Regions from separate parts of the Homo sapiens genome. Here region 1 is linked to region 2. Evidence: read pairs that join two places in POLR2A ChIA-PET (ENCODE). Cell type or tissue: PC-3. All regions are shown on one strand. Each heading gives the region's core, and the rest is flanking DNA. Links, peaks and the distances in the headings are about the cores only.

What was found. Peaks named below come from ENCODE experiments on the same cell type or tissue, not always from the same donor. Only the 100,000 strongest peaks of a DNase experiment are listed, where the experiment ranks them.
Region 1: POLR2A ChIA-PET joins it to region 2 with 5 read pairs; 2 of 35 experiments call an interaction of 5 or more read pairs at or near these places.

The regions. Positions count from the first base shown.
Region 1 is chr3:81,521,995-81,524,494 of GRCh38, forward strand. All of the region lies in intron 14 of GBE1 (1,4-alpha-glucan branching enzyme 1), which reads right to left. Among named protein-coding and RNA genes, the nearest start is that of GBE1, 240 kb to the right of the region's middle. In PC-3, for the core only: no CTCF peak of the experiment used is centred there; no DNase peak of the experiment used is centred there.
Region 2 is chr3:80,763,334-80,771,728 of GRCh38, forward strand. It overlaps LINC02050 (long intergenic non-protein coding RNA 2050), which reads left to right and starts at 1,564. Exons shown (of 3, transcript NR_147144.1): 1 at 1,564-1,754. It overlaps LOC105377177 (a long non-coding RNA gene), which reads right to left and starts at 7,015. Exons shown (of 4, transcript XR_940994.3): 1 at 6,426-7,015. RefSeq lists an enhancer at 7,205-7,757. In PC-3, for the core only: a CTCF peak has its summit at 4,464 (motif pointing right); no DNase peak of the experiment used is centred there; H3K4me3 peaks cover 1,916 bases.

The DNA.
Region 1 (2,500 bases), core at 1-2,500, 760 kb after region 2:
GTCATACTTGCCAGACCGTATCTAGAATACTCTGCTGTTAGTGTAGGAGGAATGTGAACAATGCTGGGTGCATTTTAATAAGGGAGATGCAATGGTAAGAGGTCTGGAAAGTATCATGAGAATCGATTTAAGAAACTAGCCATATCTGGTCTGGAAGAGGAAAAAGCAGGGAGAGGTGGTAATCTAAGAAGCATGTTAAATGCCTTTCTGATTTGAATAGCTGGCACATAGAACAGGTGTTAGCCTCAGAGTACAGAACTAATGCGTTGATTTTAAGATAACATTTTTATTTATTAAAAAACAATACTGTTTATCTTGTGAAACAGTGATATTCTTAGCACTGCAAAGTATTCGAATAACAGGTGATTATTTGTAAGAAATTTCTAGATGGGACTTCTGCACTGAACTGGGAGGGTGGAGCAGAGTACCTCACAAAAGGAAGATGTTGTGATTTCAGTCTCAGAGTTATGGCTGGTGTTATTAAAATATACTTAATTAGAAGGTGCGTTGTAAATTATGTTGGAAATGCTCTCCTGCTCCCTTCCTGCCCCCCCCAAATTTAAAATATATAAAGTAAAAAACATGATACAATTCTCCCATTACCTATTTAGACCATTACATCTTCAATACTTTGTGAGTATTCAAAGAGAATTATTAAAATGCAAATATTCTCAGAAAAAGCAATAATGTATGTGAATTTACTACTTGTTAACAGAAAGACATGGAAGAGATGGGTGGTAAGAATAATTAAAGTCCAAGTGGGCACAAATCTGTAACAGGCAAAATGTGGGAAATAGGTCAACAATATTTCTTCATGGTTCTCTTGGAGACCAATTAGATGACTGAGGATTCAACTATAATTTCTATAAAGAGACGACTCAGTTTTCCAATGTCTGTATCATTGCAACTTATAACTAGTATAGCTTCCAGAAGAGGTGACTAATGTAAAAACATTGAGTATTTATTTATTAAAATAGAAAATTTTCATGTAAAAATTACCTATAGACATTTAAGCAGATAACTAAATTTCAGAAGACCCAATTTGTGTCAAGATTTTCAAAACCGAACCAGGCTTTCATATACAGTGTAATTCTGTGTCAGTATATATAAACTAACATTTGGGGGTCTTGCTGACTTATGGGGGTCACAGTAATACACTATGCTATATAATATATATAATACATATATTATTATGTATGCTTTCATAATATTCAATATTTGTTAAAGTTAATATATTAATATATTTTAGATAGATCCTTATAGCTTGACCCAGGATTTTTCTCCTAAATATCATCATGGAAAATTCTATACATTTCCATTTGTTGACAATGATAAAATGATTTTTTAATTTAAATTTAAAATTGTTATGGGTATATAGTAGGTATATATGTTTATGGGGTACCTGAGATATTTTGATACAGGATACAATATGTAATAATCACATCAGGGTAAATAGAGTATCCATCATCTCAAGCATTTATCCTTTTTTTGTGTTACAAACATTCCTATTACACTTTTAGTTATTTTAAAATGTAGAATAAATTACTGTTGACTGCAGTCACCCTGTTGTGCTATCAAATATTAGGTCTTATTCATTCTATCAAACTATGCTTTTGTAGCCATTAAGCATTCCATTTCCCTCTCACTACCCCACTACCCTTCTCCAGCCTCTGGTAACCATCCTTCTACTCTCTTATCTCCATGAGATCAACTGTTTTAATTTTTAGCTTCCATAAATGAGTGAAAACATGCAAAGTTAGTTTTTCTATTCCTGGCTTATTTCACTGAACATAATGACCTCCAGTTCCATCCATATTGTTGCAAATAACAAGATCTCATTCCTTTTATGGCTGAATAGTATTCCGTTGTGTATATGTACTATATTTTCTTTGTTCATTCGTGTACTGATGGACACTTAGGCTGATTCCAAATCTTGGCTATAGTGAACAGTGCTACAATAAAAGAGGAGCGCAAATATCTGCTCCATATACTGATTTCTTTACTTTTGGGTGTATACCTAGCAGTGGGATTGCTGGATCATATGGTAGTTATATTTTTAGCTTTTCTGAGTAATCTCCATACTGTTCTCCATACTGGCTGTACTGATTGACAACCCCACCAACAGTGTATGAGGGTTCTACTTGCTCCACATCCTCACCAGGATCGTTACTGCCTGTCTTTTGGAAAAAAGTTATTTTAACTGGGGTGAGATTTCTCATTGTAGGTTTGATTTGCATTTCTTTTACAATCAGTGATGCTGAGCACCTTTCCATACACCTGTTTGTCATTTGTATGTCTTCTTGAGATGTATATTCAGATCTTCTGCCCATTTTTAAATAAGATTATTAAATTTTTTCCTATTGTTTGAGCTCCTTATGTATTCTAGTTATTAATCCTTTGCCAGATGGACAGTTTGCAAATATTTTTCCCATAATGTGGATTGTCTCTTCCCTGTTTCCTTTGTTGTGCAGAAGCTTTTTAACTTGCTCTCATCTCATTT
Region 2 (8,395 bases), core at 2,632-5,131:
TACTTTATAAACATGAAATTAAAAAATTATATATCAATTTTTTGCCATTTCTTTTCTGTTCGAAGTCATTCTTTTTGTCAGCACATACAGAATAGATTACTATGTTAAAGTACTAAAAGGTGGACCTACTGCTGGAAAACAAGAGCAAAGGGGATGGATATTAAATATTTTTTAAAAACAGTATTTTTTTAAAAAAAGATAAGTTTACAAAATTTAAAAAATATCGACAAAGAAACATTTAAAAAATCAACTCAGTGAGAGATATTGTCAACCTTTTGATATGCAATTTTAAAATATTTTATGTGTATGTATAATTATGTGAATACACACACAAATATATACACACACAGAAACACACACTCATATATTAAAAAGTGTGGGATTACCATGTACATTTGGCTTAATGACTAGCTTTAATAAGCATTTCTGCAGATTACCCAATATTCTAACATATAATTTGTGGAATGCTTCTGATTAATATATATTTAAAAATTAATTCTTTGTAATCAATGTTTAAAGTGTTTCATATTAATCACTGTTGTAGCAATATGTAAACATGTGGTGTTTGTTTTTTTTGTCCTTGCGATAGTTTGCTGAGAATGATGGTTTCCAGCTTCATCCATGTCCCTGCAAAGGACATGAACTCATCCTTTTTTATGGCTGCATAGTATTCCATGGTGTGTATGTGCCACATTTTCTTTATCCAGTCTATCATTGATGGGCATTTGGGTTGGTTCCAAGTCTTTGCTATTAGGAACAGTGCCACAGTAAACATACATGTGCATGTGTCTTTATATTAGCATGCTTTATAATCCTTTGGGTACATACCCAGTAATGGGATTGCTGGGTCAAATGGTATTTCTGGTTCTAGATCCTTGAGGAATCACCACAACGTCTTCCACAATGGTTGAACTAATTTACACCCACCAACAGTGTAAAAGCATGCTATTTCTTCAATACTTCTCCAGCACCTGTTGTTTCCTGACTTTTTAATGATCGCCTTTCTAACTGTCATGAGATGGTATTTGATTGTGGTTTTGATTTGCTTTTCTCTAATGACCAGTGATGATGAGCTCTTTTTCATATGTTTGTTCACCACATAAAACTCTTCTTTTGAGAAGCGTCTGTTTATATCTTTCACCCACTTTTTGAGGGGTTTTTTTTTTCTTGTAAATTTGTTTAAGTTTTTTGCAGATTCTGGATATTAGCCCTTTGTGAGATAGATAGATTGTAAAAATTTTCTCCCATTCTATAGGTTGCCTGTTCACTCTGATGATAGCTTCTTTTGCTGTGCAGAAGCTCTTTAGTTTAATTAGATCCCATTTGTCAATTTTGGCTTTCGTTGCCATTGCTTTTGGTGTTTTAGTCATGAAGTCTTTACCCATTCCTATGCCCTGAATGGTATTGCCTAGGTTTTCTTTAGCTTTCTGTGGCAGAGTCCAGGTTTTTTATGGCCTCAGAATGGGGGAGTGTGTGCTGATTGGTCCATGGGCAGGCCTGAACAAAAGCACCATTTGATTGGCTAAAAGGCACTGAGAAAGTTCTCACTCTGGTCATGAACTCCACCCAGAACTGGCCGCTCAGTTTTCAGGTTTTAAACTGCCGTTGACTTGAAGGTTGAGTTTCACTGGGGACCTACCTCTATCTGCCTAGTAATCTGTGTCTCCTGTAGCTATCATCATCACTGATTTTCTACGTACAGATTTCAATTCCAAACAAAAATATATGAGAACGTTCATTTCTCCATACAACTGGTAAGAGAAAACATTAGTTTTTTTGTTTTTCAATGGCAAAACAATTAAGCATTGCTTTTATTTTAATTTTCAAATACTAGTAAGATCATATATTTCACCCTGTTATTTATTGTGCAATTTTGCTCAGTTTTAGAGTGTTAATTTTATATATTTTATTCATTAAATCTTTTTTTAAGAAATATATCAGTAATTCGCCTATCATATATATTTAAAACTATTTTAACCGTATGTTTCTCTCTCTTTTCTGCTGTACAAAAGTTTTGAAATTCATATAATCAAATATGCCACATTATTTTTCATGGGGCTTACATATGGAATCATACTTACAAAAGCCTTTATTTCAGAATTATGTAAGTAATTATCCATAAATCTTTAAGCAATTTTACTGTTTCATATGTTATAATAAAGTGCTAATGCTTTGAAAACTTAATTTGATTCATTGGTTAAAATCAGGAGCTGATTTCATCTGCATTCAAAAACATCATATTCAATACTGTTTTGTTTCTCACTCAAATACATTTTATTATTCTTTCCTGATTCATTTGAAATTTCAACTCTATTTGTGGTCTCAACTATATAAGAATATATATAGTTTCTGGCATTAATACACTGTTGCACTTATCTTACTATCTTTTCCTGTATCTACAGTATATTTTAATTTATACAGTTATAATTTAGGATATTTTTGAATGATTACCTAACATGCAACATAAGAAAGATTTAATTTTCATCTAATTTTCTCATCTCTCCTTTTTCTTTCACCATTGTGAAAGTGAGAGGCTGAAGTTGAAAAGACTTAGGTGGATTAGATTAAGATCTCTCTTTGTGAGTATGCATGTGTGTGTGTTTGTATGTTGCAGTAGTAGCAGTAGTAGTAGTAGTTTTACTGAATCACTATGATAAAGCTTCTAAATACCTCACCATTCCATCTAAAATTGTACTATGTTCCAAGTGCTCTTACTCATTTAAAGATTTTTTTATTTGGAATTATGAAGTTCATGCGTAGTGAACTTCATAAAAACACTAGAGCCTTCAAGGAGACAAAATTTTGCTTTCCATTTACAGTTTCCAATAGTACTTGGCTAAAAATTACTACATCAGATGCTACTGAGTTTTGGACATAATTTTAAAAGCATTTAAAATTCATTAAGAGCAATAAAAGCAAATATATATTTCATATACATATATATATCTCCATACTTCTTTTTCTACATCAGAATTATTTCTCCCAGAGACAGATGTATAAATAAATAAAATTATTAATTATTAATTTAATTATAAATTAGTAATTTATAATAAATTATATTACTTTATTATAAATTAATAAATTATAAATAAAATATAAAGGTTGGGGTACTGGACAAATTAGTTTGGTAAAAACATACCTAGAGTTATATACATAGAATTTGCAGTCAAATTAGCAGCTAGTACTGTTAAAAAATAACTATTTTGAGAGTAAAAATAATTAAGGAATCTGAGTAAAATACAGAGTAGAACCTACAGATATTTTGACCAAATAAATGACTAGATGCATAGCTATTTATAAAATAATCTGTAAAATCAGAGTTAAAATTTTAGATTCTTACACCAGTAAATATAGTGAAAGTGCTAGCTTTGTAATCTCATACATAAACAAAAAGAAAAACCTCAGATAATTTGTATTTGGCTCTTAGTTGTGGTTTTTGTTTTGGCATATTTAAAATGAATATTTCTAGTGCTCTGAATAGGCACTTCCAATATAATAAAGAAGGACTAAAAAGAGATAACTCATTAGACATTAGAAATGTACCTATTCTGTCCTTACTCCTGCTCACCATCTCAATTTGTCTAACCGCATTATGAGAAAGAATGTTTATCACCTAAATAAAGGCAAAGTTCTTAATACAGCTAAATTGCATTATCTCCAAATTTTCATTAAAATGTTTAAGAGCTGCCAACTGGGATAAAACAGTAGAGAAATTTAAAAAGAAAAAAAAAGATTGGGGGAGGTAAAGAGTAAAATGCGTATCAAATAAGTAATTTTGCACAGACTGTATTAGTTCATTATATGAAAATCAACAGGCCTTTTATCTGCAAGGTGTATCCTTAGAAAACTGATTCAACTTTATTTACGTATCTAATTGTAGACTAAATAGGCACACCTATTTAAAACAATCAGTGAAATACTAAATAAATATTTCAGACCCAGATTTTTCAAAGCATGCAACCAGGAGAAAATAAAAAGCCAAAATGAGTAATGATCAATGTGGTATCAGAATAAAGTGTACAGGCATAACTTCTTTCCACATATGATAAAATAATTTCAAAGAATCACTTTGAAAAATGTAGGTAGCATTTGATTATTCTGCAGGCTGCAAACACTGACTAGAATTTACCCAGATATTTATTCAACAGCCTATGGTTTGTGCACTAATCTGTGAAATTTCATATTGAGTTTGCAGTTTTGTTAACTTCATGTGTCTTTTTTATTTTTATAAAGTCCATCCAGCCAAGGAAAACTACAGCTGATGAAGGGAAAGTCGGTGTGATAGTAACACCTTTGCACATATCCACATTTTAAGGGGTGAAAAAGTTCGTCATGAAAATAGTAAAACTTCATTCCCATTACCTCTGAAGAAAATTATTTCAGAAGCATTAAAAAAATCATGCTGGTTTCTTTTCCTGAAGTGATCTGAAAATTTAAAAACATCAACAGAGGGCACTAACAGGCTGTTCTGGAAAGCCTTTCATTTCATTGCCTGTAACAATGAAACCTAGCTGGAAAGGCAGTGTTTTTTAGCTGCGTGTAGTTGCAGACGTGACATTGGGACAAAAAAATACAAATTAAAATCATATGTACTGTCTTTGGGCAGAAAGATAAATTCATAAACTTAACTCATTAAAATATCACTTGCTTTCTCTATATCAAACTCTCTCTAACTGTATATATTCTCTAACACACCTAATTTTTCTGCCTGTTGTTTCAAATATAATTTATTTCAAGCTCTAGACCTCATTGCATATCACTAAACTCAACCCAAGAGAATATTTAGTCATGCAGTCAACTCTGGGTGATCTCCATTGTTGGAGGTATATAGGAATAGTCCCCCAAAAAGTACTCTCTACAAATAATAATTGTTCTTGGCATCCTTTTCCTATATTTTGCTTTTGGGGTCATTTCTCATATTCAGCCAAATAAGATCAAAGAAAAAAATCTATGGTAATACTCAAACAATTAGTAAAGGCAATACAGAAATGGTTTAAACATTTTGGAATAGGAGCAAACTAATGATAGATTACTCTACAGGATGTAATTTCAGGAGCTTTGAGTAAGGCTCACTTTTTCTTAACAAAAGCAACCATCAAACAGCTCAGTCATGTCCTATATTCTGTCAGCATAGTTTTCTTCTATTACCTGAAAATTATATATTTAAGTAAATATTAATGGAAGAAACAATGCACTTTATCATTTACTTTTACCCATCTCCACCTAAGTTTATCTCATCCCTTCTAAACAGCAGTAGCCTATGTTAAGGAAAGAATACTGTATAGAAAATTCTTAAGTGCCTTATGAAGGAAGGGGTGGAGGTGGAAAGGAAAGATCATTTATGAAGAAAAAATTTGGTTCGATAAGAGGCATGAGGCTGTATACAATCTTTTAATACTAGTTATCTTTACTTAAGGCAGGTCCTGGAGATAAGAAACAGAAATAAAATATTTTATAGCAGGTATCCTAATTAGAAAATCCTTAGCATTTATTAAACAGAAATATAGTATGTACTTATGATGCACTCACAATAAGATCCGGACTACAATAATAAAAAAGACAGGGTTCATGTCAATAATTAGCTCAGATTTTATTCACTGACACAGCCATTCAAACAAATAATAATAATCATATTATGTATGGTGAATGTAATGAAGCACAGAATAAGAAGTGATTAATGCTGCCTGGGAGCACTAAGGATTTTTAAAGAGAAAGTTATATTTGAAATTAGAGATTGGAGGATATGTAGGAGAACAGCACATAAAACATTGAGGTTCACACTGAGAATAGGAGAAAGAATCTGTTTTGCCAGCCATGTCATAGGACTTATAATTTTTAAGAAACAGATAATTGGTTTTGGGGTGCTGTGGGAAGAAAGGCTGAAAAATAATTTAAATATTGTGATAGTTGGTTTTTATCCTGTGGATGATAAACAGCAAATAACAGAATAGAGAGGTTAGCAACAAGAAAACTAGATACGGAGCTGGTGAAACAGTACCCACTGAAGATAATACAGGTCTGGAAAAAAATGAGTGTCAGCCATAATAGAAACATGTATGTGGTGTGAATCTAATGCAAATGTTTTCACTTTTCTGTAAATTTCTGAATATCTGGTAGAACAGACCTAGCAACAACTTATTTACATGGGAAATTAGGTAGCTCCTGAGAAATATATAGGCCATGTTAATTATTGGGATTCAAAGTTATATGATAATGTCTGATGAACTGGTAAGACAAGATTAAAAACAATTTATATACAGGGAGGTATAAGTGTCTCAACAACAACAACAAATCCATTCTAGAAGAAGGAAGTGACAATACCCAATCCTTAGCTATTCCCCAAACGAAACACAATTTGGTTCATATTTGAATTCAACGAAGTAAAGCTACTGGTCTTGGTGGTAAAACAGAAAAAGTTCTCTTACCCTCCTCGCAGGGCGTACGATGGAGGTGTGGCTCGCTTCTTCAGTGCCCCACTGGTCAAGACCCTTAGCCAGAGCAGGCAAACAGGCAAGTCATGGGGACCATGGGCGCGGACCCATGCAGCCTCTCGGGGTGAATGTTTACACCTCCTGAGGCCCCAGTGGGCGTGTGTTACAGGATGCTTTTTCAGCTTAGCTGTCCGCAGGTGGCTTGTGTTAATCAGCTCAATTAGACCCTCTGCCTTATCACAAGGACAGACGGCTTTCTGTATCCCAGGTTCTTGCTTTAGTGCACGGGAAAAATTGGATCACATGTGGGCTTGGAGATCGAGTGCTAGGTTTTTTATTGAGTTGTGGTAGCTCTCAGCGAGGTGGATGGGGAGATCAGAAGGGGAATGGAGTGGGAAGGTGGTTTTCCCCTATAGTGGGGCTGCCCAGCAGCCAAATTCTTCTCTGACCTCCCAGGCCAAACTCCACGTCGTTCCGCTGGTCGACACCAGTGCCTGTCGCTGTGCTCTTCCGCTCCTCTCGACATCCAGCTGCCTGTGTGCTCTTCTACCAGTGTGTTCCTCTCACTGTCCCGCAGCTCGTGTGTTCTTTCTCCGGTGCGCTCCTCTCAACGTACGTGCGCTCCTCTCAACGTACGTGCGCTCCTCTCAACGTACGTGCGCTCCTCTCAACGTACGTGCGCTCCTCTCAACGTACGTGCGCTCCTCTCAACGTACGTGCGCTCCTCTCAACGTACGTGCGCTCCTCTCAACGTACGTGCGCTCCTCTCAACGTACGTGCGCTCCTCTCAACGTACGTGCGCTCCTCTCAACGTACGTGCGCTCCTCTCAACGTACGTGCGCTCCTCTCAACGTGCGCTCCTCTTAACGTGCGTCTGCACAGCTGCTTGTGTGGCACAGCTGCTTGTGTGTTCTTCCGCCAATGTGTGCAACTGCTTGTGTGTTCTTCCGCCAATGTGTTCCTCTCGACGTCCAGCCACTTCTGTGCCTGCCTGCCTGTCTTGGGGTTTTTACAGGCACAGGATAGGGGACGTGGCAGGCCAGGTGGTCTTGGAAAATGCAAACTTGGGCATGAAAACAGGAGCGCTTGTCCTCCCCTATATGCGTGTGCACAGGACCTGAGGTGAAGCCCTAGCCAGGGACCTGCCCTTCTCTACCCAGCGCTTTCCTTCTCTCATCCCGAGTCAGTACTGTGAGTATTAGAAAACAAAAATTTGTTTTGTTTAAAACTCTATAAAATAACAATATTACAGTCTCTATTAAAGCAGTGCAAAGTATTCTCTTCTGTTTGTCATTGGACACAGTCCATTTTTAGCAGGCTGGAGGATTTTAGTGCATTGATATTTGTTCCTGCAGAAAGTAATGGCATATCGCAAGAAGCTATTACCCAGTATGAACCGCCGTGCTCTGGAGTCCACAGTGGCTGCAGCCTGGAAAGTTTCTTGTAGCCACAGGACATCTGGTGTATCTCATAGCATACAGCTCCACCCATCAGACTTCCGGTGGGGAGGGGTGTGGGTGCCCAGCATGAGGAAATGCTCACTAGTTCTTACGTTTCACTTAAAAATGATACGTGCCATATTAAGTCACATTTCACTGGCTCCAGGAAGTCACTCTGCTGCCCCTGACTTCAAGATAGTTGAGAAGTGAGATCCAATCCTGTGTCCAGAAGTGAACATTTGAAAACAGTGTTGCTGCCGATTTCAGGTATTATTAATATAGAGATCACAAATGAGGGATCACCTTTGATGAGGCTAGAAAGCAACTGATGTTTATACTCTCCCTCATTCAATTTTTGTTTTCAATTTCAAGCAATTTGCTCCAATGTGTCTAAAGTTAAGGCTGGCTGTCTCCAGAGATTCTCTAAATATTTTTCCTAGTTTTGAGTAATTGTCTGAGATTTATTTAAAAACCTATCTAAATTCAATATCAGCTTCAGAACCATACCACACTGAGAATCACATT